Linked DNA regions of Homo sapiens: region 1 is linked to region 2. A link is an interaction called in ENCODE POLR2A ChIA-PET data of the cell type or tissue named here. Cell type or tissue: CD4-positive, alpha-beta T cell. All regions are shown on one strand. Links, peaks and the distances in the headings refer to the core of each region. The heading gives the core; the rest is flanking DNA.

Evidence for each region. ChIA-PET counts read pairs that join two places held together with the same protein. Peaks named below come from ENCODE experiments on the same cell type or tissue, not always from the same donor. Only the 100,000 strongest peaks of a DNase experiment are listed, where the experiment ranks them.
Region 1: POLR2A ChIA-PET joins it to region 2 with 5 read pairs; 7 of 35 experiments call an interaction of 5 or more read pairs at or near these places.

What each region holds. Positions count from the first base shown.
Region 1 is chr2:234,419,050-234,421,965 of GRCh38, forward strand. No RefSeq gene overlaps it. Among named protein-coding and RNA genes, the nearest start is that of LINC01891, 34 kb to the right of the region's middle. In CD4-positive, alpha-beta T cell, for the core only: no CTCF peak of the experiment used is centred there; a DNase peak (open chromatin) is centred at 1,502; H3K27ac peaks cover 1,671 bases.
Region 2 is chr2:234,347,310-234,350,225 of GRCh38, forward strand. No RefSeq gene overlaps it. Among named protein-coding and RNA genes, the nearest start is that of LINC01891, 110 kb to the right of the region's middle. In CD4-positive, alpha-beta T cell, for the core only: no CTCF peak of the experiment used is centred there; no DNase peak of the experiment used is centred there.

The DNA of each region.
Region 1 (2,916 bases), core at 250-2,749, 72 kb after region 2:
TCTCTATCATTAACATTTTACATTAATATGATTTATCACAACTAATGAACTAATATTGATACATTATTACTCACTAAAGACCATACTTTATTGATGCTTCCTTAGTTTTTCCCCTGCCTTTTTTGTACCAGGATCCCATCTAGGATCCCACATGACATTCAATTGTCCTAGCTCTGCAGGGTTCTCTGGGCTGTGACAGTTGCTCCAACTTTTCTTTTCTTTTCTTTTCTTTTCTTTTGAGACATAGTCTTGCTCTGTCGCCCAAGCTGGAGTGCAGTAGCATGACCTCGGCTTACCGCAGCCTCCGCTTCCCAGGTTCAAGCGATACTCCTGCCCGAGTAGCTGGGACTACAGGCACATGTTACCAGACCCAGCTAATTTTTGTAATTTTAGTAGAGATGGGTTTCACCATATTGGCCAGGCTGGTCTCGAACTCCTGACGTCAAGTAATCTGCCCACCTTGGCCTCCCAAAGTGCTGGGATTAGAGGCATGAGCCACTGCACCCGGCCTTTTCTTGTTTTTGATGACCTTGACTCCTTTGAGGAGTGTTGGTTAGGAGTTTTATAGGATGTCCGTCAGTTTTGGTTTGTTTGGGGTTTTCCTCACAGACTTGGGTTAAATATAGTTTTAATATAAAACTCAATGTCCTTGAATGGTGTATTAGTATTCTTCAGAGAAACAGAACCAACAGGATCTATGTACATCTATATCTCTATATCTATGTCTATCTATAGACAGAGGTGGGGGAGAGAGAGAGCGAGCTTTATTTTAAGGGATTGGCTCCCTCAATTGTGGGGGCTGACAAGTCTGAAATCTGCAGGGTAGGCTGGCAGGCTGGGGCCTCAGAGAGTGGATGCTGCAGCTCACGTCCAATGGCAGGGTCTGGAGGCAGAACTGGCTTTTCAGGTCTTCAGGAGGATCTCAGCCTTTTTCTCCTTTTTTTTTTTCTTCTACGGAGTTTCACTCTTTCACCCAGGCTGGAGTGCAGTGGCGTTATCTTGGCTCACTGCAACCTCTGCCTCCTGTGTTCAAAAGCGATTCTCCTACCTCAGCCTCCCATGTAGCTGGGATTAGAGGCATGCATCACCACTCCTGGCTAATTTTTGTATTTTTGGTAGAGATGGGTTTTCACCATGTTGGCCAGGCTGGTCTCGAACTCCTGACCTCAGATGATCCACCCGCCTCGGCCTCCCAAAGTGCTGGGATTACAGGCGTGAGCCACCATGCCAGGCCCTCAGGCTTTTTCTCTTAAGACCTTTGGATTGGATGAGGCTCAGCCACATTATGGAGGATCATTGGCTGTACTCAAAGTCAGAAGATTTAAATGTTAATCACACCTAAAAAGTACCTTCCCAGCAGCATCCAGATTGGTCTCTGACCAAACATCTGGGCACCATAGCCCAGCCAAGTGGAGACTTCAAATTAACCTCTGTCAAGGGTGGCCCCCAGAAGTGTGGTTCTAAACAAGGCAGCAAGGGGGAGAGCGGGGGTTGTGGGTGGGAAGGAAGGTCTGTCAATAGCAGCACCACCCAGTTCAGGAACAAAAAGCTGCTGCCTGGTTGTTAACCTCTGAACTCCATGGCTGCAGCCCCCAAGTTAAACTGCTCCTTACTAACTGCAAACCAAACATGACGTCAGCCTGCTTGCAGTGCAGAGGCTGCAAGGAGATAATATTTATAGAGAATTCTTTGATTTCCTGGAGAAAGGTCAGAATCTGAATTGATGGGAATATAACTTCAGAATATGTAGACTCTTGCCGGGCGTACTGGCTCACGCCTGTAAGCCCAGCACTTTAGGAGGTTGAAGTGGGTGGATTGCTTGAGCTCAGCAGTTCAAGAACAGCCTGGGAAACACGGTGAAACCTCCTCAATACAAAAAAAAATAGCCAGGTGTGGTGGCACACTCCTGTAGTTCCAGCTACAGGTTCTGGGACTGTTCTGCCCACCTCAGCCTCCCAAAGTGCTAGAATTACAGGCATGAGCCACTGCACCCGGCCTGTTATGTGGTTTCTTAAGAAGCTACTCCTCCAGTTCCGGCAAGGCGGCTCATGCCTGTAATCCCAGCACTTTGGGAGGCCGAGGCAGGCGGATCACCTGAGGTCAGGAGTTCGAGACCAGCCTGGCCAACATGGCAAAACCCCGTCTCAACTAAAAATACAAAAATTAGCCAGGCGTGGTGGCATGTGCCTATCATCCCAGCTACTCGGGAGGCTGAGGCAGGAGAATTGCTTGAATCTGGGAGGCGGATGTTGCAGTGAGCCGAGATCACTTCACGCCACTGCACTCCATCCTGGGCAACAGAATGAGACTCTGTCTTGAAAAAAAAAAAAAGCTACTCCTCCAGCATTTCTTAATTATTTCCTGAGTGGTCCCTGGAGGTTCCCTTTGTCCCTCTGGGGATGCTTGAGTAGTAATAATTGCCCTGCCTTGCGTTAATATTGAACGTTCAGATGGCTTCCATGAGCATGATTCCATTCTACTTTTTACATGATCGCCCCAGGACTATCACATTCAGGTGGTCCTAAATAGGGACGGTTTAACCGTTAAAAAAAAAAAAAAAATAGAAGTGTACCAGCAGAATGAGTATGATTGCAAATAACAGCAAATATCCGCTTGACATGGCTTGAGCAATAATGTATTTGTATTTAGTGGGTAGTGGCACATGCAGAAGTGAAGATAGGGGATTGCCAAGTCATTTTTTTTTTTTTGAGATGGAATCTCACTCTGTCGCCCAGGCTGGAGTGCAGTGGTGTGATCTCCGTGCTCACTGCACCCTCTGCCTCCCAGGTTCAAGGGATTCTCCTGCCTCAACCTCCTGAGTAGCTGGGATTACAGGTGAGCGCCACCACACCTGGCTAATTTTTGTATTTTTAGTAGAGACAGGGTTTCACCATGTTGGTCAGGCTGGTCTCGAAC
Region 2 (2,916 bases), core at 194-2,693:
CCCTTCTATGCTTAGGGCCCTGTGGGGCTGCACTGGTCCCACACCAGTGAAGCTGGTCATGACAACCAGAGGAGGGGTGCATGGTTCTCTGCTGGCCAGAAGACACAGCCATCTTAGTCACCTGCAAAGAAAATATTTTCTGAGCCTTGCAGTATAGTTTCTGTACCACCTGGGAGCTCCCATTCGACCTGTGTTGAATAAATGAATTGCCTGTGGCATGAGCTAACGGCTGATATGGGAATGCAAGATAATTGTTTCTCCAAACACCAACATGAAGAAAGGAGTGGTAAAGCCAGCAATTAATATTATGGGGATTCAAGACAGCATCAATAAATAGGCCAAGTCTGGAATTGGCTGCTACCTGGTCTTGGAAAAAGACAAGCAAAAATGATGCTTTAAAATGCATCAAAGACAGAGGAAGAATGGTCCTAAAGGTTGGACTTAAATGCCCATCGGGCCCTGGGGAAGTGATCATAAGTCAAGAAATAACAGGAGATAGAAAACTGTTCCGCTGCCATTGTGCTCCTTGGACTCTTTGCCTCTGATTCAGACCAACTGTTAAAACATCTCTGGGTTTACTCCAAAGCTGCTGGGTCAGAAACATGATTGACAGAGCCCTGGAATCTGCATTTTTTAACAAGGCTTCCAGGTGATTCTTGCTCACAATAAAGTGTAAGACCCACCGGTATCAGGGACTGTAAATCCCCAGCCTTATGTTTTCAGGAGACTATTTCTCCCCAACATGTTCAAAATATTATTCACTTCTGCAAAGATGAGGATTCAACTGCCCCGGTGGGCACAAAGAAGAAGAACGTTGGGCAGCGCGTGAGGCGAGGAGGATTGAGGGAGCTAAATATGGGCTGAAACAACCCTCAGGAGTGTCTCAGCTGCCTCGTGGCTTCCCAAAATCTTTTCCTGATGGCGCAGGCATGACTTGGAATACTTCTCCACTTTGCTGTGAAAGTTAGAGAAACACTTGTTGCAACCACAAGAATATTTACTGGAAGCAGGAAGTCATGTTCAGCCATCTGCTAACCAATGCTGACTTACTTCCTCTGACCCTAAGTTACTTATCCAACCCAGGGGCTTGTGTGAACCAGACACTTTCTGAGGTCCGTGTCTATCATCTGAACATGGTCAGAGCCGTGAGATCAAGTACAAAGAACACTAAGCAAGACCTTAGAAGACCTAGACTCAGTTAAGCTCCAGTTCCAGTTAGCTCTTGGATTTTGAGGAAGTTCCTTGACTCACCTGAGCTTCTTATTTATTGCTTTGGAAATTTTGAAATGGGGGATACTAAACCTATCACCAAGAGATTTTGTGAGAATTAAGTGAGAAAGTGTGAGTGAAAATACCTTGAAACATTTATATCAACAAAATGTCAGTCCTGGTTCCATGATTGTGACAATGCACGACAGGCCTCTTTGGTTGCATTCTTGAGTGTATCTTTCATAGTCCAAGAGGTGATATTCCTGGATAAAAAGTGTTATTCCCAAAAGTGGAATTTTGGGGTTGAGAGAATGTGAACATTTTTTAAGGCCCATGATACATCTTGTCAAATTACCCTCACAAAAGTTGTTCAAATTTGACTCCAACTAGCATTGTATGTGAGTACTAGTTCCCACCACACTGGTTAACGTTGAGCATTACCTTTTATTTTCATGTTTCCAAATCTGGTCTTGTTTAAGTTAGTATTTCTTAAATCTCTAATGATAGCATTAAAAATAACATCTATTTATAATGCATTTGCATCTCTCAATAAATGTGACCTGCTGCCTTACTGTTGTTTCTTTTTTCTTTTCTTTTCTTTCTTTCTTTTTTTTTTTTTTTGAGATGAAGTCTCGCTCTGTCACCCAAGCTGGAGTACGATGGCGTGATCTCGGCTCACTGCAACCTCTGCCTTCTAGGTTCAAGCAATTCTCTTGCCTCAGCCTCCTGAGTAGCTGGGATTACAGGTGTGTGCCACCAGACCCAGCTAATTTTTTGTATTTTTAGTAGAGACGGGGTTTCACCATGCTGGCCAGGCTGGTCTCGAACTCCTGACCTCATGATCCACCAGCCTCAGCCTCCCAAAGTGCTGGGATTACAGGCATGAGCCAACACTCCCGGCCTGCTTCTTTTTTCTAATTTTCTATCAGCATAGCCAGTATTTTTCTGAGTTGCTACTTCACTCATCATTCTTTATGACATTTCTTGACACATTAAAAAAAAACTTTTAATTTTATGGTAGTCAAAACATTTTAAGCATTGGATATGAGACAGCTAATATTGTTAATATAAATACATTCTTTACCACACTTACAGGATGGATTTTTCTACCCTTTCTCCAGCCCCCACACATACTTTATGTTTTATTTTTTAAGATGGGGACTTGCTCTGTTGCCCGGGCTGCAGGGCAGTGTTGTGATCATAGCTCACTGCATCCTCAAACTCCTGGGCTCAAGTGATCCTCCCACCTTAGCCTCCCAAAATGTTGAGATTACAGGTGTGAGCTACTGTACCCAGCCCACACACTTTAAAAGTGTACTTTGGAACAGTTTATATTGCACAGATATTGCAGACTTTTCAGATTTTAAAACAATAATCATAGATTGAACTACCAGGCCTTAGATTCTTATGTGGAAATAATTTAAACAAGTTTCTCATAGATGTTACTTTATAGATTTTTTTTCTTGTTAACTTCATTTTGATAAATGTTATTTTCCATCCCATAAAGGCTTTTAAATTTGAAGAAATATTTTAATTTTATCTTCTCTGCATATTATTCCCACATTTTTCTTCTTAATTTTGTATACTTATGTTTTATCTTTTTATAATATTTTCACATTGTATATCTATTCTCATTTCTTCAAAAAGAAATATTGGTAATGTTTTAGGTGTTGAGGATACCCGGGGGAAAATAGGATAGGATTCCTG